Linked DNA regions of Homo sapiens: all the other regions are linked to region 3. A link is a loop called in an ENCODE intact Hi-C map of the cell type or tissue named here. Cell type or tissue: endothelial cell of umbilical vein. All regions are shown on one strand. Region 1 overlaps PLCG1 (phospholipase C gamma 1). Region 2 holds the start of LOC105372621 (a long non-coding RNA gene). Region 3 overlaps ZHX3 (zinc fingers and homeoboxes 3).

Region 1 (8,000 bases), 99 kb before region 3:
GTTGGCTTCCTGTTTTCTTGGACACCTGGGGATATGGTTGAGTTAAAATGTTCTGAGGGAAATGATTGTTGAGGGCATGGGCTTGGGTCATAGTGTCCTTGGCTTGGCCTTGCCCATGGTAGGAGTCGGGTATTGACCACACTGGGTTCTGGCTGTGTAGGTGTGGATGTGTGGTGGGAGAATTCCAACCCCACCTTGACTTCAGCCTAAGGCCCAGAGAGTGTGGGCCTGAGTTCACAGGGTGACTAACCCTAGGAAGGAGTGAAGGAGAGCTCCAGTTGGCCATAGGTCCCACAGGTTTCTCAGCTTACTTGGGGGCAGGAGGTGAGCTAAGGAATACAACTCCATTCCCTCAGTTGGGAGGTTGGGCAGCGATGGGGGCAGGGGTGATGGTCCTTCTCTGAGGCACTGAAGACCCACTTTATGGTCACCCTATTCTGCCTGATAGTCCACCACCTGTTTGGAGGCAGCTCCCCTCTTCCTGCCCTAGTCACTTCCTCCACCTTCAACAGTAATTGAGTATAATGTGCCTGTGTTAGCTTGTCCATCCTAACTGGGACTGTGGCCTTTTCTTGGGCGTTCTTAGCATATCTACCAAGGAGGTTGGAAAAGGTAACATATGTCACTTTGTTAAGGATTTTGCTGAGGGCCTTTTGAGGCCAGCAGTGAAACACAGAGCATTCCCTCCAGTGAGAACAGAATGTCTGTTGCCAGACTGATCACAAGAGGATGGCCTGGTTCTGGCCTGAGAACTGGTCTACACCGGAAGCATGAAGCTCCATACAATCATGTGTGCTAGTAAAGTTTGGGCAAGCAGCTGTCCTAAGCAGGTAAAACGATAGGTTATTCAACTTCAACTTCAGAGAAAGAAATCCAAGGTAGCCATCTCTCTCAGTAGGGGAGGTGAGTTCAAAGAATTTAAGCTGGGCTGGGCACGGTGGCTCACGCCTGTAATCCCAGCACTTTGGGAGGCCAAGGTAGGGGGATCACGAGGTCAGGAGTTCAAGACCAGCCTGGCTAAGATGGTGAAATCCCATCTCTACTAAAAATACAAAAATTAACCAGGCGTGGTGTCAGGCGCCTGTAACCCAGCTACTCAGGAAGCTGAGGCAGGATAATTGCTTGAACCCGGGAGGCAGAGGTTGCAGTGAGCCAAGATCGCGCCATTGCACTCCAGCCTGGGTGACAGAGCAAGACTCTGTCTCTTTAAAAAAAAAAAAAAATTTAAGCTGGGCTTTCTGGGCAGGCAGTGAGTGAATGAGATCCCTGGCACCTTGGAGTGAGATCAGAGTCTAGATCACTCACTGGGGCCCTGTTTCCCAGGAAGCAAAAAGGGAACAGGAGAGTGGCTTGGCTTGGGCTGGCATGGCGCAAAGGGAGTGCAGCCAGATGCTGTGGCGGCTGGGTCAAGTAGCTCTAAAACAGGAGAGCCTAGTGGGTTCTGCTGAAGCAGGATGTCTCAGCAAGCAGGCCTCTGACCTGACGACTTCCGGTCATTATTTAGAACGTCTCCAGCCCCACAGATTTACTCTGTTGGAGGCTTAAGGACTAAACCAACATTTACTGTCCAAGAGGTGGCAGTAACACAGAAACCAAAGAGGCAGGAACCAAGGTTGGGGTGGTGAGATGTCATGGGGTTCAGGGAGTGGCAGAGGGGAAGGCCTCTATTCTCCCTTTCCCACTTGTCTCCCTACCTCAGCCCCTGTTGCTCTGACGCTTCCCCCACCACTATGAGTCCTAGGCCCCTGTTGTTTCCTTGTAGGAGGGAGACCCCAGATTTTTATTTCTTCTCCCAACCCATTCCATTTCCTCTCCCTTGTGAGAGGGCTCTGCAGAGACAGGGCAGCAGAGAGAGACTTGGAGATATGCTGGGCTGTGGTCAGGAGGGCCTCATTTATCTAGTGAGCAGGAACAGGTTATATAGCAGTGATGCTTTCATAGTATTTTTCTTGAATAAGGTCCCCAAAACCTTATTAAGTTCCTGGTAGGCATGGAGCATTGAAGATGGCAGACATGGTGCAGTCTCTCAAGGAGTTTACGCTCTAGTGGAGAAAACAATCAGACAGCCTTAAAATACATGTATGGCTACTATAATAAATACTGTGAAGCAGGAGTGCACCACGAAACCTGGAGTCCTCTCCATCCTCCCCTTCTGTCTGTGCTGGCCCTGCTTGGCCACTTCCAACAAGGATTCTGAGGCATTACAGAGCACACGTCTAGGGTACAGGCAGTCTTGGCTTTGAAGTATTGTTGGCTTTGCCACTCACCAACTGCCACCTTAGGTAAGTTAATTAACCTCTTTGTGCTCAATTTCCTCACTCGGGAATTGGGGACCCTAATACTTACTTCATAGTGTTATTTGCAAGTATAAAATATAAGGCAGTTTTTATCGTTGTAAGGCAGTCTTATCAAGAGCTTTATGCAATGTCTATGCAAAGTAAATATGCAAGAAATTAGTGTTAGGATGCCAGATGCTGCTGTTGCTCATCGTCTCTTCCCACCCAGCAGAGGTAGTAACTACTTCATCCTCTACTTCTCAGCTTCTTATAGTATTTGTCTGTGGACTCTAACGTAAGCTATCTAGCATAATACTCATATCTAATTTTTCCTTCCACATTCAAGCTCCTTGAGGTACTTGTATTCCAAGTATCTAGTTTAATGTCTCTCATGTAGGTGCTCAGAACGTATGGTTAATTTTGAATAATAAAGCCAGTGGGACTTCTCAGAGGGCTGGATTGGGGGCTGGTGAGAGAAAAGGAGATGCGAAGGATCATTCTGAAGTTTGGAGTTTGGGTACCTGTTTGAATGGTGATGCTCTTAGCTGACCCAGGGGGTATGGCAAGAGGCCTTGGTTCTGGTGAGAGAGAGAAGACAGTGTTTGGTTTTGAGGAGTTGTCTTTGAGACGTTTTGAGATGAAGAGTGGGGATAGCAAGTAGGCAGCTGAATTGAAGGATCTGAAGCTTAAGAGGAGAGGACTAGGCTAGAGACCTGTTTGTGAATTATCTGTACATAGGAGGTAATTAAGGGTGTGGGCATGGCTGACACTGATGAGGAAGAAGGCAGAGCACCGGAAGAGAGGACCTTGACCTGAGCCTTGACCAAGGCCATTGCTAAATGCAGGTAGGCCTGTAGCGCACAAAGAAGCATGAAAACCAGGCAAGGTTGTGCAGGAGAAATCAAGGGCAGAGCTTCAAGGAGAGAGGGCGTGATCAACCATGTTGATTGCTCTGAGGTGTCAGGAAGGAGGACCATAGATAAGTGATTTATGGGTCAGGCACGGTGATTCATGCCTGTAATCCCAGCTCTTTGGGAGGCCAAGACTGGCGAGTCATTTGAGCCCAGGAGTTCAAGAACAGCCTGGGCAACATGGCAAAACACCATCTCTGCAAAAAATATAATCAGCCTGGCGTTGTGGTTTGCCTGTAGTCCCAGCTACCTGAAAGGCCAAGGTGGGAGGATCACCTGCACCTGGGGAGGTAGAGGCTACAGTGAGCCCTGTTGGTGCCACTGCACTCCAGCCTGGACAACAGAGTGACTTATGGGCCAGGCATGGTGGCTCACACCTGTAATCCCAGCACTTTGGGAGGCCGAAGTGAGAGGATCACTTGAGGCCAGGAGTTTGAGACAAGCTTGGGCAACATAGTGAGACCCCATCTCTATAAAATATAAAGAAAAATTTTAAAAGTGACTTATACCCATTGCTCTGGTTCTCCAAGTAGCCTGAGTGTACTATGTGGGGGAGCATTTTATGAGGGACTTTTGAGGTCCTGGGCATCCCTGAGACATGGCCCTGGTGGGTCCCCAGTCTCTCTCCTGTAGCTAGGAGCCTGGCATACACAGGCCATCTAGAAAGAACTTAGGCAGCATCAGTCTGCAAGGGAGGCAGAGTTTGGAGCACACTAGACTCCTGACACAGAGGCTGACCCATGGCTGCCTGGAGAATCTTCTGGGCTTGTGCAGAAAAGTTGGGGAAAGCCACCTTTCCCTACTGTGGCAGTCAAGGCTTGGTATAGGCCATCTTCCCTCCCTTCTCATCCATGATACTCTGAATGCCCTGTTTGTGGAACTTAGTGGACTCCTGCACCTCTGTCTTGGTTTCCATGAACCCCTCTGCCCAATGTGTGCTTGTCAGCCCTCCAGACCTGGCTTTTACAGAGCACTCCAAGACATTGCTCTACACACACTCAGCTCCACAGACACCTCCCTGTTGTTCTACTCGTTGCATGACCTCATAGTTATCTGCTTCCCCATCTGTTTCCTCCATCAGGCAGGGGTTTTCTCAAAGGCAGGAACTCAAATGCCTTATTGATCTCTGTTTCCCTAGGACCCAGCCCAGGGCCTGACATGGAGTAGATAGATGCCCGATAAATGTTTGATCAGATGATGGAATGAATGACTGCATAAGCCGAATAGATCACTGCTGAGTGCTCTTCCAGCTTTAATTTCTCTGGGTGGGACCTCCTTTCCCTTCCTTCCTTTGGATTCTGTTCTTACCTCTGAAATAGGTGAGATTAATTTAGAGTCCTAGGGAAGAGGGCTGCCTGCCTGGATGGTACAAAGGCTGGCTGTGGCTGCTCTGTGTTTCTCTGTATACCCAGTGTCAGGGATAGCAGCTGCTGTGGGGACACTGCAGAGTGTCCCAGTTCTGCCATGACTCACCATATGACCATGACAAGACCCTTTGGACCCTCTGTTTCCTCATTGTTTCAAAGAGATTTGTCTAGAATCTAGACCAAGCTTGTCCAACTCGCTGCCCGCGGGTCTGGTTTGAAGGCAGCTGCTGCACAGTAATGGGAAGGACAGTAAGCCCCACCATCGCCTTCCCTTTGCCATATAACCCTGTGACCTCAGAAGTCCCTGAACCCAGATCCTTGTTTGTAAAATGGAAAGGGATAGCTACCCACCCCTCCACTTTGACCTTCCTTTGGTGGCAGCCAGATGTGCTCAGGGAAACCTCAGATTTGTGAGTATGTTTCTACTGAGAGGCAGGAGGAGGAATATTATAGTCTCAGGAAGAGGGAGGAATGAGAGGGAGAGGAGAACTCTCACCCTTTCCACAGGCTTTGGGCATATGCAGCCAGCTTGGAAATGCTGACCATCCTGTGACCTGGCTACTATTGCATCAGGCTTCCTTCCCACCTGTGTCCAGGTCCTATCTTTGTCTCTTCTTTGGCTACCTCCATCCTTTTCCTTCAGAGCTGCAAAAACCTTGCCAAAGCCGTATGGTCCTGATGGGTGCAGAGCCCCTGTGCCTCTGGCTGCCTGTGAAGGGGGATCTGCAGTGCAGTGCCTGCCGTACCCCACAGGGAGTTGTATAGGAACCTGGGGATGGGGTGACTGAGGTAGGGGGCCAGAAGTGGCCCAGATGATACTCACTTCTGCTGGAACTTTTCTTTGTCCATCTTTCAGCATCCTCTGGTGGAGAAGGCTTAGCTCCATTAATGCTCTCCTAGGTCCTGGCTGTGTATTTTCTTTGGTATGGGAGTGGGGAACTGGGAGGGACTCATCTGTTTGCCACAGACTACATGTGGAGAGGGTGATTGGTGAGAGGTCATTTTGGAGATCTACACACCTCTTCTGACCCCTGGGACCACTCTCCTGAATCTCCTCATGGTCTTGGCTTCGGGCCCAGCAGGGCGTGGGTGCTCGGCATCCTGCTGCTTTTACTGTTTTTCCCAAAGCTCTGTTAGCTTCCCGTGGTTCCCACTGGCTATAGGAATCTTTATGTAAGGACTTCCCAGTGTTTCCAGACTGTATTTGCCCCCAGGGGTCACATTCCCCCCAACTATGCCTGCTGCTGCTTTTTCTGTTCCCGTTGTTACCTCACTGACCACTGCATTTTCAGTATTTGTTGTAGCCCCTCAGCCTCTGTGGCCCACTGTGCCACCTCTTCCAGGAAGCCATCCTTGATACCATCTTTCTGGTACCATTTTTGAGCATCTGTGGCCTTTGCTGCCTGTTAGATAATTAGCTCTGGAATCTAACTCCCATGTGTTTACTCCTGCTCTTAAGTACTCTGAACATTTTGAGGCCTCCCCAGGCCCTGGGTTTGTGTTGGACTGGTAGGGAATGGAGAGAAGAGTCAAATGTGGTTTCTTCCTTGGAGGAGCTCATAGGCCAGTGGCCTAAGACACCAGGGAAGCACCAGCAGGTGTGACAAGTGGTGACACACAAGAGAGGAGGGGGCACCTAGTGTGCCCCTGGCCTGGGCCTGGTGGGGGCTTAAGTGAGGAGGTAGGAGTGGCTTGTGCAAAGGCTGAGGCAGGAAGGAGTATGGGGAGACATGGGCTGGTGTCTGTGTTGTGTTAATTGGACTTGGACCCTTTTGAGGAGGGCTGGGCTTTCCCTGCCTTCCTCCAGTGCCCTCTGCAGAGTGGGGCACACAGGCCTTGAGGGGTTCTGGGGTCCACAGGCCACAGGTGGGGGTAGTAAAAACCCCCAGAAGGGAAGGAACCTGTCCAGGAAATCTTCGCTTACCTCTTTCAAGCTCTTTAGATTTTAAAGAGACCTTTCATATTTACTATGAGTTGCAGTTTTTTTAAGTTACAAAATTTCTTTACTCCATGCATGTTTAAATGGATAGTTTTTGCTACCATTTACATCAATTAGCTTACACACTTTGGGTTTTGTGTTTTTGTTTTGTGTTTTTAGAGAAAGGATCTCGCTTTGTTGGCCAGGCTGGAGTACAGTACTGTGATCATAGCTCATAGAGCTTCCTACTCATCTGCAGCCTCAAACCCTTGGGCTCAAGTGATCTTTCCCACCGCCTCCCAAGTAGCTGGGACTACAGGCATGTGCTACCATGTCTAGCTAAGTTTTTTTAATTTTTATTTTTTGCAGAGGTGGGGTCTTCCTCTGTTACCCAGATGGGTCTTGAACTCCTGGCCTCAAGCAGTCCTCTTGCCTCAGCCTTCTAAAGTGAGCGTATGCACTTTATAAAGGGAAAACCCTCTCTGAAGAGAAATATTTCAGACAGGGCATGGTTGCTCATGCTTCTAATCCCAGCACTTTGGGAGGCCGAGGCAGGCGAATCACTGGAGGTCAGGAGTTTGAGAGCAGCTGGCCAACATGGTGAAACCCCGTCTCTACTAAAAATACAAAAATCAGCTGGGCATGGTGGTGTGCATCTGTAATCCCAGCTACTTGGGAGACTGAGGTATGAGAATCACTTGAACCCCGGAGGCAGAGGTTGCAGTGAACCGAGATTGCACCACTGCACTCCAGCCTGGGCAACAGAGCGAGACACCCAGACCCAGAGAAATATTTCAGTGAAAGCATGTTTCATGTTCAGAAATTTGGGGTACTTTTGGTTATGGTTTTCTTGGCCATATCTTCATCATTTGGTGGGTTTAGTTTTCAATATGTCCTCCTGTCCCTTTCTGATTAAATCACTTCTGTATCTCTTACCTCATTGGCATCTCACTGTAGTCCAATGAAGGAGGTGCCAGGAGTGGTGATTCTATTTTGCAGATGAAGAAAATGAGGCTCAGAGAGATGGGTCCAGGCCTCCTGCCCACCTTGCCAGTGCTTTTGTTCATAATACCTCTCTACACCCTTTTTGCCTGCTGAGCGGTTAACAGGCTTATAAATTTGGGGGACCTCTGTCTGTTGGGCTATTTGGAAGTGGCTTTTTTGAGCACAGGGGATACTAGGACACAGGTTCCAACAAGAAACTTAGGTCTAATTTAGGGTCTTGGATTTGATGATTGGGCTCCCTCTCCCCCTTCTAGGGCCTGCCATGTGTCTGCCCCCTAGGGCAGGATTGGCTGGCTCTCACTGGCTGTGCTCTGAGGAGCCCTGCCTTTGCTCTTCTCTTTCTCTTCCCTAGGGTTCCTGCTGTCCTTGAACTCTGCCGGGGCAACAGGAATACTGCCCTTATGCACATCCTCGTGGTGGCCAGACAGGGTGGTTATCCCACTTTACTGGACAGGAAGAGAGCTAGTGGCAGGCCTGTGACTTGGCCTGATGTCTCGGGGGAGTCGGGGTGGGAGCAAGAGTC
Region 2 (8,000 bases), 250 kb before region 3:
CTACAACTACAGCCAACTCATTTTTCAACAAAGGTGCAAACAACACACATCGGGGGAAAGGACAGTGTCATCAATACATGGTGCCAGGAAAATTGGGTATTTATATGCAAAAAAATTAAACTAGACCCCTACCTTTCACCATATACAAAAATCAACTCAAAATGGATTAAACACTTAGATCTAAGATCCAAAACTATGAAACTCTACTAGAAGAAAACATGGGGACACATTTTTTGACATTGTTTTGGACAAGGGTTTTTTAGATAAGCCCTCAAAAGCACAGGCATAGGCTGGGTGCAGTGGCTCATGCCTGTAATCCCAGAACTTTGGGAGGCCAAGGTGGGCGGATCACGTGAGGTCCGGAGTTCGAGACCAGCCTGGCCAACATGGCGAAAACCTGTCTTTGCTAAAAATACAAAAACTAGCTGGTGGTAGTGACATACACTTGTAGTCCCAGCTACTCTCAGAAGGTTGAGGCAGGAAAATCGCTCGAACTCGGAAGGTGGCGGTTGCAGTGAGCTGAGAGCACACCACTGCACTCCAGCCTGGACGACAGAACAAGACTCTGTCTCAAAAATAAAGTACAGGCATCAAAAGCAAACATAGACAAATGGAATTACATCAAACTGAAAAGCTTCTGCACAAAAAAACAACGCATGAAGAGATAACACACAGAGTGGGAGAAAATATTTGCAAACTATACATCTGGTTAATATCCAGAATATATAAGTAACTCAGACAACTCAATAGCAATAAACAAAAACAAAAACAAAAAACAAACCAAATAGTCCAATTTTAAAGTGGAAAAAAGACCTGAATAGACATTTCTCAAAATAAGAGTTACAAATGGCCAACAGATATTTGAAAGAATGCTCAACATCACTAGTCATCAGGGAAATGCAAATCAAATCCATAAACAGATATCATCTCACTCCAGTTAGAACCATTATTATCAAAAAGACAAAAGACGAGTGTTGGCGAGGATGCAGACAAAAGGGAACCCTTACACGCTGTTGGTGGAACTGTAAATTAGTACAGCTGTTGTAGAAAACAGTATGGAGGTTCCCCCCAAAATTAAAAATGGAACTACCATATGATCCAGGAATCCAACTACTAGGTATACATCTAAAAGAAATAGGCTGGGCCCAGTGGCTCATGCCTGTAATCCCAGCACTTTGGGAGGCCGTGACAGGTGGATCTTGAGGCCAGGAGTTTGAGACCAGCCTGGCCAACATGGTAAAACCTTGTCTCTACTACAAATACAAAAGATTAGCTGGGTGTGGTGGCACGTGCCTGTAGTCCCAGCTATTTGGAAGGCCGAGACAGGAGAATCACTTGAACCTGGGAGGCAGAGGTTGCAGTGAGCCGAGATGGCACCACTGCACTCCAGCCTGGACAACAGAGTGAGACCCTGTCTTGAAAATAAAATAAAATAAAGGAAAGGAAAGGAAAGGAAATCAGCATGTCAAAGAGGTATCTGTGCTCCCATATTTATTACAGCATTATTCACAATAGCCAGTGTATGGAATCAACTTAAGTGTTCATCAATGAACGAATGGATGAAGACAATGAAGTACATGTAAACAATGGAATACTATTCAGCCATAAAAAAGGACTAAATCCTGTTCATTTGTGACTACATGGATGAATCTGGTGACTTTATGTTATGTGAAATAAGCCAGACACAGAAAAACAAACTGTATGTTCTTATCTGTGGAACCTAAAAAAATCGATCTCCACTTGGCACAGTGGCTCAAGCCTGTAATCCCAACACTTTGGGAGGCCAAGAAAGGAGGATTGCTTGAATCCAGGAGTTCAAGACCAGCGTGAGCAACATACGAAGACTCCATCTCTACAAAAAATTTAAAAATTTTTCTGGGTAGGCGCAGTGGCTCATGCCTGTAATTCCAGCACTTTGGGAGGCTGAGGTGGGCGGATCACAAGGTCAGGAGTTCGAGACCAGCCTGACCAATATGGTGAAACCCCATCTCTACTATAAATACAAAAAAAATTAGCCGGGCATGGTGGCAGGCACCTGTAATCCCAGCTACTTGGGAGGCTGAGGCAGGAGAGTTGCTTGAACCCGGGAGGCGGAGGTTGCAGTAAGCCAAGATCGCGCCACTGCACTCCAGCCTGGGCAACAGAGCAAGACTCTGACTCAAAAAAAAAAAAAATTCTGGGTGGGGTGGTACATTCCTGTGGTTCTCAGCTACTCAGGAGGCTGAGGCAGGAGGATCACTTGAGCCCAGAAGTTCAAGGCTGCAGTGAGCTGTAATTGCACCACTGCACTCCAGCCTGGGTGACAAAGACCCTGTCTCAAAACAAAAAAAGAATTTTTGTTTTAAATCTCATAGAAGCAGAGAGTAAAATAGTGGTTACTAGAGGCTAGGGAGGGATTGGTAGAGGGAGGAGGAGGAGAGGTTGGCCAATAAGTACCACGTTACAATTAGGTAGGAGAAATAAGTTCTGGTGTTCTATTGCACAATAGGGTGACTATAGTTAAGAATAATGTACATCTCAAAATAGCAGAAAAGAGGATTTGAAATCTTCTCGCCACAAAGAAACGATAAATGTTTGAGGTGATGGATTTTTTAATTACCTTGATTTGATTATCATAGTGTATATACGTATTGAAACATCACATTGTACCCCATAAATACAATCATTATGTGTCAATTAAAAATAAAATAATTACAGGTGTGAGCCACCATGCCCAGCCTGAAGTGCCCTATTGAACATATGAGTCTAGAGCTCAGACTATCTCCCTCTCAGATACCAAACAACCCTTATTTATTTCACACTGGTCTTCTCTTTATTTTATTTTATTTATTTATTTTTTTTTTTGAGACGGAGTCTTGCTCTGTTGCCCAGGCTGGAGTTCAGTGGCATGATCTCGGCTCACTGTAAGCTCTGCCTCCCGGGTTCACACCATTCTCCTGCCTCAGCCTCCCGAGTAGCTGGGACTACAGGCGCCCGCCACCACGCCCAGCTAATTTTTTGTATTTTTAGTTGAGACGGGTTTTCACCATGTTAGCCAGGATGGTCTCAATCTCCTGACCTCATGATCTGCCTGCCTCAGCCTCCCAAAGTGCTAGGATTACAGGCGTGAGCCACCATGCCTGGCCCCACACTGGCCTTCTTTCTTTTCCTGAACAGGCCAAGTTTCCTCCAGCCTCAGGACCATGGCATTGCTATTCCTGTTGCCTGGCATATTTCTCCCCTAGATGGCCACATGACTAGCTCTTAAACATTCAGATCTCAGGTCAAATATCATCTAATGAGAAAATCCTTGCTCGGTCGGGCATGGTGGCTCACGCCCGTAATCCCAGCACTTTGGGAGGCTGAGGCGGGCGGATCACCTGAGCCCAGGAGTTCTAGACCAGCCTGGCAAACATGGTGAAACCCCATCTCTACTAAAAATACAAAAATTAGCCAGGTGTGGTGGCAGGCCCCTGTGATCCCAGCTACTCGGGAGGCTGAGGCAGAAGAATTGCTTGAACCAGGGAGGCGGAGGTTGCAGTGAGCCGAGATCGCACCATTGCATTCCAGCCTGGGTGACAGAGTGAGACACTGTATCGAAAAAAATAATAATAATAAAAAAGAAAAAAAAAGAAAATCCTCGCTCAAGACCCAAGCTAAAATCAATATAAGGAGTGAGCCAGGGATCCACATTGGTCAGATTTTGCTGTGACAATGATGCATAAAAGACAACTTCCAGAAGCCTGGTGCTTACAGCAGTAAACATTCACTTCTTGCCCAGGGGTCTGTGGGTCAAGCTGGGGCTCTGCAGGGCTTTCTGGGGCTAGCTGGGCTGGGCTCCAGGCTTTGGGGTGAGTAGGTGGCTGTCTCATATATCTTCTCATTTGGAGTCCAGGCTGAAGGAGCCTCCACTGTCTGGGACTTGTGGTTCTCATGGCCGAGGACAGTTGCTCAAAGGGATGAATGGAAACACTTTGTGCCTTGGGCCTGGCCCCTGTGACTTCCACACATATTCTCATGGCCAAAGCAAGTCACGTGGCCAAGTGCAATATCAACAGGGTGAGGAAGTATATTCCTTCCGTGGTGGTGGGGGCTGGGGAAAGTAAATATTTGCTGAACAGTAATACAATCTACCAAATCACCCAATTCTTTTTTTCCCCCAGATGGCTATGTTTATTGAGTCATCCCTCCACATTCTTATGAAATACCATCTTTTACAAACGAATGAATGAATGAGAAATGTGCCTTTCAAGGCAGGAGGAGCCTCCCCATGCTTCAAATGAGAAACCTGAGGCTCAGAGAAGGGAGTGAGTCACCCAAGGTCCTAGAAACCACCTGTGGCAAGCCCAGCCTGTCGGGCTCCTCAGTTCACTTCTCTACATACAATAAATGAGGCAGGAAAGTGCAATTTTCTGGGCAGTGAGGACACATCACCCGTCCTGCCCTCCCACTGAGGCTTGTTGACAGGCCCATAATCAGGAGGCAAGTATACCAAAAGGTTTCCTTGCTGATTCAATCTCGGGGCTCACTCTGAAACCAAGTAGGACCTTGATTTGTCATTTCCGGGTCTCCGAACCACAAATGTTAAGTACGTATTAAATGAGTGAGTCACTGGTCCTGTGGACATTTTAATTGCTGATTAAGTGTTCCATGAATTCTGGGTCCCGCCCCAACTGTGCCTGCCCCTAAGGTACAGACAGTCACCTCTACTTCTTCGGGGACCTGCAGTGTCTAACACCGACTAGGGTACACAGTGACACTCAAAAATGAGGCATAGGCATATAGGCCGGGCATTGTGGCTCACGCCTATAATCCCAGCACTTTGGGAGGTCGAGGCGGGCAGATCACTTAAGCCCAAGAGTTCAAGATCACCGTGGGCAACATGGCAAAACTCTGCCTCTACAAAGAAAAAAAAAAGTCAGGTGTGGTGGTGTGCACCTGTGGTCCCAGCTACTTGGGAGGCTGAGGTGCTAGGATTGCTTGAGCCCAGAAGGCAGAGGTTGCAGTGATCCAGGATCACATGCCACTACACTCCAGCCTGGGTGACAGAGTGAGACCCTGTCTCAAAAAAAAAAAAACAAAAAAAAGGTATAGGGCTTAGGCAAATTCTGGAAGGACATGCCTCAGATAAACAGTGGGCAACCCTTTTGAAGCAAGTTTACTTAGAACTTTAACTCTCTGCTTTCGGTCTTTATGTAGCATTTGAACACTCCACAATCAGTATAGATTGCTTCTATAGGCGTGAGTATAGGTATGCTTCTGATTGCACAGGTAGCATTCAGAGAACCAATCTGAAACTGGTCTAAGTCCATACTAGTGTGCAAAAAGCAATTACTTGCTGATTGGTTGGGAAACTCCTGAAAATCATCTTCCTCCAGAATCCTTCTCCCACACATTATCAGAAGCCTGCTTTCAGAAACACTGAGTCAATTCTCAACCACTCCTTCAGTCAGTAAGCCCGGGAGCACCTACAGCACGCCAAGTGATGAGTGAGCCACCAGGGTGACAGGTGATAGGCAGGGAAACAGGTGGTAGCCAGAGTCAGTGGGGCCTGCATTCAAACCATTGCTGACATAGATGGCACTGGACCATGGGCCAGACACTGTGCTAAACGCCCCACAAGGATTATCACGTTTAATCCACACGACAAGTTGATGAGGCAGGCACTATTATTATCCTGTTTGACAGCTGTGGAAACTGAAGTGCAGAGAGGCAAAGGAACTTGCCCAAGGTCACATAACTAGCAGATGGTGGAACCGACATTTGATTCCAGAGTCTGTGATCCCCACTGTGACCCAAAACTGCTTCCCACTAGGAACTTGTCCAGATTCCACAGGCAGTAAGTGACAGTCAAAATTCAAACTCAGAAAGGTTCATCAGCCTCCAAAGAATATTGTCTTAACTGATAAGACGTCCTCCCTTCCAACTCCCTCCATTTCTGGATCCAACACCAACATGCTGGGTGACCTTGGGGAGCCTCCCTGACCTCAGTTTTCATGGCTGCAAAATGGAAAGAACACTGCTTACCTTAAGGAGCTGCAGAGGGGCTTTTATGCGAAGACAGTTCCTCCTGTAGAAATATGGTAGGCACTCAGTTGAGATACATCTGTGTTCTTTCTGGTTTCCAGGAGTTTGGGGCAGTTGGACAAGTGGGCACTGGAGCAAGTCTGTGTGATAAGCTCTATGACTGAGAGTGGACTAAGTGCTGGGCCAGAGGCTGCACATGGGATGGAAAGCCAAGGGCTGCTGTGTACCCAGAAAACTCAACTGAAGGAACACTGGAATAAACAACCCTCAGAAGGAGGGAAGCTTTGTTCGTCATCTTTCCTGTTTTCCTAGTCTGGCCCAGTTCCAAAACCTCTTCTTAATCGTGTCAGGAGTTTGGCCCAGTGCCCCAGGAAGGAGCCGCCAGGAGGCTTATAGTGAGCCAAGTCTTCAAGGAAGTGATGTCTTCTGTAAGTCAAGAGAAGGCAAGAAACTTTCTGGGAGAGAGAAGGAGATAGGGACAGAAACAGGGAAGCGCTCAGCTGGAAGACCCTTCCTTGAAGAAGTGGAGAAACTGAGGCTTAGAACAGAGCAAGGTTTACTGATTGTGCTGGTGGCACGGTTGGGGCAAGTAGCTTGTCTTCCTTCCTCCCAGGTCAGAGTCCTCTCCACTGCATGTATTGACTGTTCACCCCCTTCCTATTCTAGGACTACCCAGGCAGGGGGAGCTGCCTTCACTCACCCTTTCCCACTACTGCTTCCAGAAACATCTCCCCATCACTACACTAGGGACTTTGTAAGCACAGATGTGGGACCCATGAGTACTACAGAAGGAAGCAGAAGCTGCAAAGACCTTGGTAAGTTCGGCCATGCGGGAAACGAGGATGACAGACCCTCTGAAAGAAAGAACCAGTGCTTCCCAACACCTACTGTGTGTCTGTGCAATGCCAGGCACATCCAACATGTCATTATGGGATCCTTGGGCTGTCACTTCACCAGCCAGAAACCTCTGTAGCCAGTGGTGCCTTTGCCAGAGTTTTGCTCAGGCTCATTGCGCCCACTTGGCCTGGCAGGCTATGCTCAGCTCGTGCTAATGGCCTGGATCCCCTGCCTGCCAAGGGCGAGCGGAGCAGCGAGGATATGTGTGAGCAAGCAAGCGTGGGGTCCAGCCACTGTGCACAGCCAGGAACAATGGCTGTGGTGGAGTGGGCAGCTCCAGGTGCCAGCATGAGTGCTGGCTTCTTACGAGGCTGCAGCTGGAACAGGCATCCTGCAAGCAGCTTCCACTGCTGCCACTGGGGAATGCAATGGTTCCTGGGGGCTTGGATATGTCAGGAACCAGACCCCCAAAGAGGGTGTCACAGCCCTGGCTCAGGGAGCTCCTAGGTCTGGGGTCCCCGAAGGGCCTCAGCTCTTCTCCCCTTCTTCTTACCCACAACGTGGTGAGCAAGAGGTGTGTTTCAGCCGTGTTTGTGTTACAGCGCTTTCAGCCCTGCCATTCAGGAGGTCCTGAGTTCTTGTCCCATGCCCGGGAAGAATGAGGTACACAGACAAGTGGAGGGTGAGCAAGCTGAAGAGCTTTACTGAGCAATAGAGCAGCTCAGAGGAGACTCACAGTGGGTAGCTCCTCTCTGCTGCCAGGGTGTCCCATTAATGTTCAACTTTAATGTTCAGCTCTCAGCAGAGAGGAGCTACAAGACCCTGGAATGGGTAGCTTCTCTCCGCAGCTGGTCATCCTGATGTCTGCTGAGCTCCCAGCAGAGAGGAGACTTCAGAGGGGATAGCTCCTTTCTGCAGCTGGTTGTCCCAACATCTCTCTGAGTCTGGCTGAGTCCAGGTTCTTATGGGCTTCAGAGGGGAGGAAGTGTGTGCTGATTGGTCCATGGTTGGCCATGGGCAGGCCCAGAAAAGGCACCATAAGTTCCTACTCCAATCTGCAGGACTGGCAGCCTGGCCCCCAGGCTTCAGGCCTTCCCAGGATTGAAGGTGGGGCTTCACCAGGGACCCACCCCTTTTTGTCCAGAGCCTATCTGCCT
Region 3 (8,000 bases):
GTGCTATATATAATTCCAACTGTTTGGGCAGGGAAATGTGCTACAGCTCCACAGCTCAGTTACATTAGATCTTAATTTTTTCTTAAAAACCTAGCAATTTCTAACAGTGATGCCACAAAGATAATAATACAGTAATCTTAAGATTGAGATACTTTACCCACATTTCCTGCACTTTTCTACCTTGAAAACACTCATTATTTCTGGTTCCACTTTGAGAAGCAGCAAGCAAGGAAAGGGTGAAAATGTGAGATGCTGAAGAGACAGCTTGCAACATTCCATAATTACAGCCTTCAATGCTGGAACCTCAAGTCTCCAATATCAAATGGAACAGTACTTCCCCTTGGTATCTAACTAGGAGCTGATCCATTAACCAGGAATATATTTTTGATATAGAGTAGGCCAGTTTTGTTTCTGGTTCTTTTGCATCTCCTTTCCTAGGCCCTAAACACAGACTCCATGACCTCATGACAGTAGAATGAATGCTGCATAAAGAGAATCATTCATTCGTCCTGGGACTTCACTGAAGATGATTTTTGCTTAGTAAGCCTCTTCTTCAGATATAATACTAAAAGGTATGTTTTCTGAGACCTATTAAAGCACACATTTACTAAAATTTACATTAAGTTCATGTCAGTCCTAAAAGGTTCTCTAATTTCTGAAAGCCATAGTCTGTTATTCTAATGTGAATTGTTACACACACATACAGACACACCTTGAACATTTTAAAATTACATTTATTTAAGCATACTCACTCACTCATACTTTTTGCCAATTTGGTTGGGCTTTCCCCTAAACCAATTCTTCTAAAATGGTGAGACTTTAACAAATAAAATGATATAGCTGATATTTTCATAGGGTAATAGGTTAAGAAGAAAAAAATCCAGGCTTTTGAAATACTAATTGTATTAGCATTAATACTAATACCTAGGCCAGGCGCAGTGGCTCACACCTGTAATCCCAGCACTTTGGGAGGCTGAGGCAGGTGGAACACTTGAGGTCAGGAGTTTAAGACCAGCCTGGCCAACATGAGGAAACCCCATCTCTACTAAAAATACAAAAATTAGCCAGGCGTCGTGGCACATGCCTGTAATCCCAGCTACTCGGAAGGCCAAAGCAGGAGAATCACTCGAACCCAGGAGGTGGAGGTTGCAGTGAGCCGAGACTGTGCCACTGCACTACAGCCTGAGGGACAGAGCAAGACTCCATCTGAAAAAAAAAAACCAAACAAACAAACAAACAAACAAAAAAAACTAATATCTAAATATTAGCAGTACTATGATTTATAGACATGAACTCTTATAAAGAGTATGTATATGGCTGGGCATGGTGGCTCATGCCTGTAATCCTGGCACTATGGGAGGCTAAGGCTGGCAGATCGCTTGAGCCTAGGAGTTTGAGACCAGCCTGGACAACATGGCAAAACCTTGTCTCTACAAAAATACAAAAATTAGATGGGCATTGTGGCGTGCGCCTCATGCCTGCAGTTCCAGCTACTTGGCGGGGCTGAGACAGGAGGATTGCCTGAACCCAGGAGGTCGAGGCTGCAGTGAGCCAAGATCATGCCACCGCACTCCAGCCTGGGTGACAGAGGGAGAACCTGTTTCAAAAAAGAAAGACTTGCTTAATACTGGGCAGCTCAGTTATAGCAAGTACTAGTCAAGGGTGGCATGTCACTGTGTTCAGAGTTGGATGAACCTGGGTTCTAATCTGGACTCAGCTACTTCCTAGTGTAGGTCATTTGGGTCTTGGGCAAAGTATTGAACCTCCCAAACCTCAGTTCTCTTTTGCACAATGGAAATCATCTGAATATAGACAAGATAGGGCCCACTATAAAAATTAAACAAGATAGTCTGTGTGGAAGTATCTTTAACAGGCATTAAGTGCCTGTTAAGTGTCTTTAACAGGAGAATTAAGTAGCATGTTCAGGCTTTTTGCCTCCTTCCTCTTCCCCTCCACTCCCCAGTGACCAACTTGCACCCTGAGTAAGGTTTTGCAGCACCATCCTTCTCCTGTGGCTTGTAAACCTCTGCAGTAACTTCAGCAATCTACACTGCCTGCACCCTGCCCTCCCTGTATGCTCCCCTGAATCACAACCATATTTGCCTTTCTAGAGCACATATCATTGTCTTCAGTGATTCCCTGCAGGACAAAGTCTGCCCACTTCAGCCTGGTATCATGATCCTGTCTTAGTCTGGTCCAACCCACCCTTTCTGAACAGTTCCTTACAAACCCACATCTTCCTACCTCAACTCTGCCTAGGCCATTCCCCTGCTTCAAGCTCTTACAGAGCCTCCCATGGCCTACAGTATAAATTCCTAACTGTTTCAGGTGGCATTTGAGACCGATGGTATCAGGTCCCTGCGCCTCTCCAGTTTCACTGTCTGCTACTCGTTTCCCTCCTTATACTTTACACCCAAGCGTAAATCTACTTATAGTACCTGAAACCCCATGCTGGGTCATCACTCTTCAGCTTTACATATACTCCTCTCTTTGACGAGAATACTCTTCTCATCCATTTGGCAAATTCTTCAACAGACTTCAAACCTCTCTCAAATGCCTCTACTTCTGTGGTACAGTCTGTCCAGAACTGTGTCTTGTACATTTTTCTACTACTTTGCACCTGTGCCTGTCATACAACGATTTCTCCAGTTTCTCCGGTTTTTTTTTTGTAATTCACTGACCATTATTAATGTCTTCTCTGCTAAAAGTATAACAACACTCAGCTTTGCACAGAGCAGTTACTTGGGAAATGTTTGCATTGCTGAACACAGGCAGCTTCCAATCTCATGGGAACATCAAATGAAATGCAGAGGATACATGCTATACAACACAGTCAAGAGGACTGAAAGCAGGCAGCAGGAGAATTCCACAATATTCCTGTTTAAAATGTTAAAATGTTGGTGGCTGCCAGAGCTCAGGAAAAGAAAATTTTTTTATGTGGTTACAGCTCACTCTAACGAGTCAATTACATTGACCTAAAGCCCATGGTGCTCAAAACTGTATTTCTCTCTCCAAAACCTCATTCTTTTATAAAGCTCCCTCCTCTGTGGAATGAATGTGGGCAATCGCTTTTGCAGTGTTTGACGATGCCAGTTTATGGCTATGTTTTTCTGTTCACTGAACTGGCTCATTTCTTCAGGAGAACAAACTGTTCTCCACTGAAGCAGGAATTGGCTGGGTTCTAACAAAAAGATTTTTCCCCCCTGACAGTGTTTTTGCAAAAGACCCAAGTCAATTTATAGCCAAGTAACAAAAGGTCAGAAAGGTTAGTCAAGCAATGGGCGTAATTCCTGTGTGTCACAGCCAATAAAGGAAATGGGTGGGGATAAATAGTATGCAATTTTAACCTGAAATTATTTGTGCAAAACTATTCTTGTAAACTATACAAAATTACCCATGACTTCCACTATATAGGATTTCTCACTCTGATTTTTTTAAAGGTACATTTACTTTGGAAGAACTGAGATGACCTCAAATTCCTCATTCACAAATGGAAAATGTTAAAAACTTTCTTCACACTAATATAAGAAAAACTTGGTCATTGTTTTGCAGCCCTGAAACAGAATTGTTCACATAAAAAAAAAAATCTCATAGTTAAGTCACAATTAAATACAATTTGCATGACTGAATTTAAAATAAATTGCAAAATTCCCTTGCCAAAAGGGAAACAACATTGACCAAAAGGATAGGTCAAGAAAAGACCCTACAAAAGTGACAGTTCCTCTGTTTTAATCATGCTAAAAGTATAACAAACTACTGCATTATTCAGTGAGCATAAGAACAAGAAAAGCCTGCCTTTAAAGCAGACACGAAGAACTGACATCACCAGCCAAGCAAGCGGAAGGCAGATGAGTAATAGCCTGCACTGGGCGGCCAACCAGGCCCAGGCCCATCAGTCTGTGGAGTAAGAAAGCCTTTCAGATATCAAGGTCGTTGGGAGGCCTCCTTCCCCCAGTTCTCCAATACAAAGTCTAATCTACTCACCATTTAAAACAATCTTAGCATCCAAAAGATGAATGGTTAAATAGAACCCTGTCACCGTTCAGACAAGATGGTCTAAACCCATTTCTCTCCCCACCTCCTTGTAAGCACAACTGTAAATCCTGAAAATAACACAAAAGGCAACCAAAGGAGAAGTCTGAAAGAAAAAGGAAGGTGAATTACTTAGGGACCCAGGATTGGAGGAACAACATAGCAGCACATCTTATGACCACACCCCCATTCAATAGAAGAAGGTGGCCGAGGGTGTTTCCCAACCCCCAACCTAGCAACAGAGGGCAGCAGAGGATTGAATGGGAGTTCTGCCGACAATACCAAGCCAGCTGGAAGCACCAACAAGGGGGATAGCTCAGGACCCCACTAACAATAAAGCAGTCTGGGGAAACACTTTTCCCCCCAACTACAGGGCCCCCAGGAAGCAAGCTGCATCCCAGCAGGATGGAGACTCCCTCCTCTACCTAGATATCAGGCAGCATGGCCTGGGGAAACTCCTTACCCCCATCAGACAGCACCAACAGGGACTAGTGGGAGCCGTGGCAGCACCAGATAAACCAAGTGGACCAAAAGAGTACTGCAAAGGCTCTGAAAAGTAAATCATCGTTGGAACCACAAGAGTAAATCCCAGCTCACATGCTGCATCTAAACACTGTGACCGCCTGCTAAAATGGAAGATTTAAATAGGACCCAGACTCTCTTAATAGACAAAATGTCCGAAGTAGATTTTAAAAAATCACCTGTTGGCCAGGCGTGGTAGCTCATGTCTGTAATCCCAGTACTTTGGGAGGCTGAGATGGTTTAATCATTTGAGGCCAGGAGTTCGAGACCAACCTGGGCAACATGGCAAAACCATGAAGATGGACTGAAAACAGACAGAACCTCCAACACTTATGAAACAATAGCAAAAGATCCAATATTCATATTATCAGAGTCACAGGAGAGAATAAAAAGAAGGGCTGAAAGAGTATTCAAAAAGATAATGACTGAAAATTCCCCAAATTTGCTGAAGGACATAAACCTAGATTCAGAAGGTGAACATATCCCAAATAGGATAAACTCAAAGAAATCCACACTAAGACACATCTTAATTATATTTCTGTAAATTAAAGACAAAGAATAACTCTTGAAAGCAGAGAAAAACAACATACTACCTATAAGGGAATATCAAGCGACAACAGGTTTCTTATCTAAAACCATGGAGGCCTGGCCGGGCACACTGGCTCACGCCTGTAATCCTATGACTTTGGGAGGCCAAGGCAGGCAGATCATTTGAGGTTAGGAGTTTGAGACCAGCTTGGCCAACATGGTGAAACCCCGTCTCTACTAAAAATAAAAAATAATAACAAATAAAATTAAAAAATAAAACCATGGAGGCCAGAAGGAAGTGGCACAACATTTTTATGGTTAAAGGAAGTTTTTCAAACAGAAAGGAAATGATTAAAAGAATTCTGAAGCATCAAAAGGGAACAGAAAACAACAGAAAAGGCAGAAATATGGGGAGATATATATATATATAGATTATCCTCCTGTAGTCCCAGCTATTTGGGAGGCTAAAGCAGGAATATTGCTTGAGTCTAGAAGTTCACTTCTACCCTGGGCAACATAGCAAGACTCTGTGTCTTAAAAAAATTAAAAATTAAAAGGGGGAAGGTAAAGGGACCTGAATGGAAATCAGGTTTCCACATTTCACTCAAAGTGGTAAAATACTGATCATAGTAGACTACAGTAAGTCACATAGGTATACTGTAATACTCAGAGCAACTGCTAAGAAAATAATACAAAGAAATACACTAAAAAAACTATTAGAAAGTCAAGATAAAAACCTCTCAAAATGTTCAAGTAACCCAGAGAAAGACAAGAAAAGAAACAGTAAATAATAAATGGCAGATTAAAGCTCTAATATGTCAATAATTAGCTTAAAGATAAATGATCTAAATACACCAACTAAAAGGCAAAGACTGGCAGAGTAGAATAAAAATACAACCCAACTATATGCTGTTCACAAAAACTCACTTCAAATTCAACAAAATAGTTAAGCTAAAAGTAGAGTACTGTCTATAGAATAGATAGAATAGCAATGCTTATTTTACATTATGCTTATCATTTTTGATACAGAAAAATATTTGGATAAGACATGATAAATAAATACATAAATATCCTAAAAGTGAGATACAAAATATATATATATATATAACATGGCTTTACACTGTATGTAAGCAATTTCTAAATTAATACCTAAAAGGAATGATATCAAGATATCACTAAGGGAATCTCAATTATCTTCATTATTCTTTCCTATGTTTTTCAGATTATCTACAATAAGAAAGAATGGCTTTTATAACTTAAAAAATGTTGTTTTTTCCAAATAAAGCAGTCTATTCAAGATAACTGTATTGCTGCCTAGGGAGGAGGAAATAGTCTTTATCATTGCTAGCCACCATTAATGTGGATCTTTCTACTGGTGAGTTGGCTGTCTATACCTGCCTTACCCTCCAAAAGACCAGAGGCACAGGGCAGAAGGCCTGAAAGACCAGGAAATGTCCTCTTTTCAGACTTTGGGTATGGGATCCAGGGAGGAGGGGCTGGGAGTGGGAAATGAGAAGTTAGGGAGCAGAGGGATAGGGGACAGGGGCTAGAGAGAAGACAGTACAGACAGTAGAGCAGGACTACTGGATGCCTGCCTCACTTCTAGTGGTTTCCAGAGTCATTGCTCTAGGTCTTCTTAGGCCTCGCCACTGAGCTAGTTCCTGTGTTTTCTTAATCCATCACCTGAGACCATGTGAGTACGTCTTAGTCCCCTATGGCCCAACAGAGCCAAACCCAGGTGTCATCCCGCGATGCTGGTGGCCACAGCCCAGAAGAGGAAAGTCTTCATTTTATACTGCCAAGTAAGTCTAACTGTAACATGCCCATCTTATTTTTCAGTTTCTCTCTAACTTTATCCAGGAGTCTTGTGACAGCCTTCCTACCATATAACATGCCCAATCCCTTTTCTGGCATTTTAAGTAAGAAATTCTAAAGTAATCTTCAGTTCTTCCTCACCCATTACTTATATATACAATATATTATTATAAAGGAGACAACACAGAATATAGAAGGCAGATTTCTAAGGTCCCCTATTAGAGGTTTATAATTCTTTTATAAAATGTTATCTTTTCTCTTCCTCAACACAACAAACGAACCCCATTAAAGTCAAAACTGAAAACTCTGGCCAGGAGTCTGTTATATGTAAGATGCCTCCTTGTTGATGTTGCTATAGTCCTAATTAACAGTCGACAGGACATTTCAAGACTTCTCACTCTTATCACCAGTCCTGGAAAAGTTGTCTTTTTCTATAACTGAGGACATGGAATCCCATCTCTAGGGCCACACAGGATAAACCAAAGCCAACCTTGACCTTAAGGAAATTTGTAAGGACTGCAGGACTATTTTAGTGCCCCCACCCTTGCCATCTCTCATGGTCAAAGTACCAACAAGAAGAGGAAACACAATTTTGCAAATACTTTAGCGTATATTATTTGAGACCACATTCACAGTTAAAATAAGCTTTTATTTTACCTGTTGTCTTGGTTTTTGGGACTACAGTAAAAAAAAAAAAAAAAGTATGGACTTGGAGTAAAAGTGTCCCTATTACTTATTAGCTGCATAGCTTTGTAGCCTCTTTGTCTATAAAATGGAAATAATTATGTATATCTTTTGTGAGGACTGAATAATGTATCACTTATAAAAGTTCCAGGTGGTCTCCTGGTTCCATTTAATATTCCTACCTTGGTTTCTTTTTTCCATCTACTTCTCATTTATGTTTTCTTCTTGTATTTTATGGACCAGAGTGAGTCACTTTAAATTCTGGTAGAACAGGATGCCATATGAATATACAATATAAAAATAGTAGATATTCCTCTGGGGAGTAGGGGTGGGCACTGACTGGGAAGGGACATGAGGAAACTTTCTGGGTAATGATAATATCCTTCTAGGTGTCTGGGTTTTATAGGTGTATCCATTTG

What was found. Hi-C counts contacts between places; a loop is a spot of excess contacts. Peaks named below come from ENCODE experiments on the same cell type or tissue, not always from the same donor. Only the 100,000 strongest peaks of a DNase experiment are listed, where the experiment ranks them.
Region 1: a loop joins it to region 3, with 6 times the contacts of the local background. A loop is called at or near these places in 2 of 110 quality-filtered maps.
Region 2: it touches region 3 in a loop (7-fold over the local background); 2 of 110 quality-filtered maps call a loop at or near these places.

Annotation. Positions count from the first base shown.
Region 1 is chr20:41,146,643-41,154,642 of GRCh38, forward strand. All of the region lies in intron 1 of PLCG1 (phospholipase C gamma 1), which reads left to right. Among named protein-coding and RNA genes, the nearest start is that of PLCG1-AS1, 13 kb to the left of the region's middle. RefSeq lists an enhancer at 1-213. In endothelial cell of umbilical vein, CTCF peaks have their summits at 1,581 (motif pointing right) and 1,811; DNase peaks (open chromatin) are centred at 1,499, 4,259 and 5,689; H3K27ac peaks cover 5,402 bases.
Region 2 is chr20:40,999,227-41,007,226 of GRCh38, forward strand. It overlaps LOC100128988 (a long non-coding RNA gene), which reads left to right. Exons shown (of 3, transcript NR_145525.1): 2 at 6,673-6,821. It overlaps LOC105372621 (a long non-coding RNA gene), which reads right to left and starts at 6,248. Exons shown (of 2, transcript XR_936724.4): 1 at 6,007-6,248. RefSeq lists an enhancer at 4,035-5,234. In endothelial cell of umbilical vein, no CTCF peak of the experiment used is centred here; DNase peaks (open chromatin) are centred at 4,415, 5,605 and 6,335; H3K27ac peaks cover 4,024 bases.
Region 3 is chr20:41,245,664-41,253,663 of GRCh38, forward strand. All of the region lies in intron 2 of ZHX3 (zinc fingers and homeoboxes 3), which reads right to left. Among named protein-coding and RNA genes, the nearest start is that of ZHX3, 68 kb to the right of the region's middle. In endothelial cell of umbilical vein, a CTCF peak has its summit at 4,518; DNase peaks (open chromatin) are centred at 3,228, 3,858 and 4,238; H3K27ac peaks cover 5,601 bases.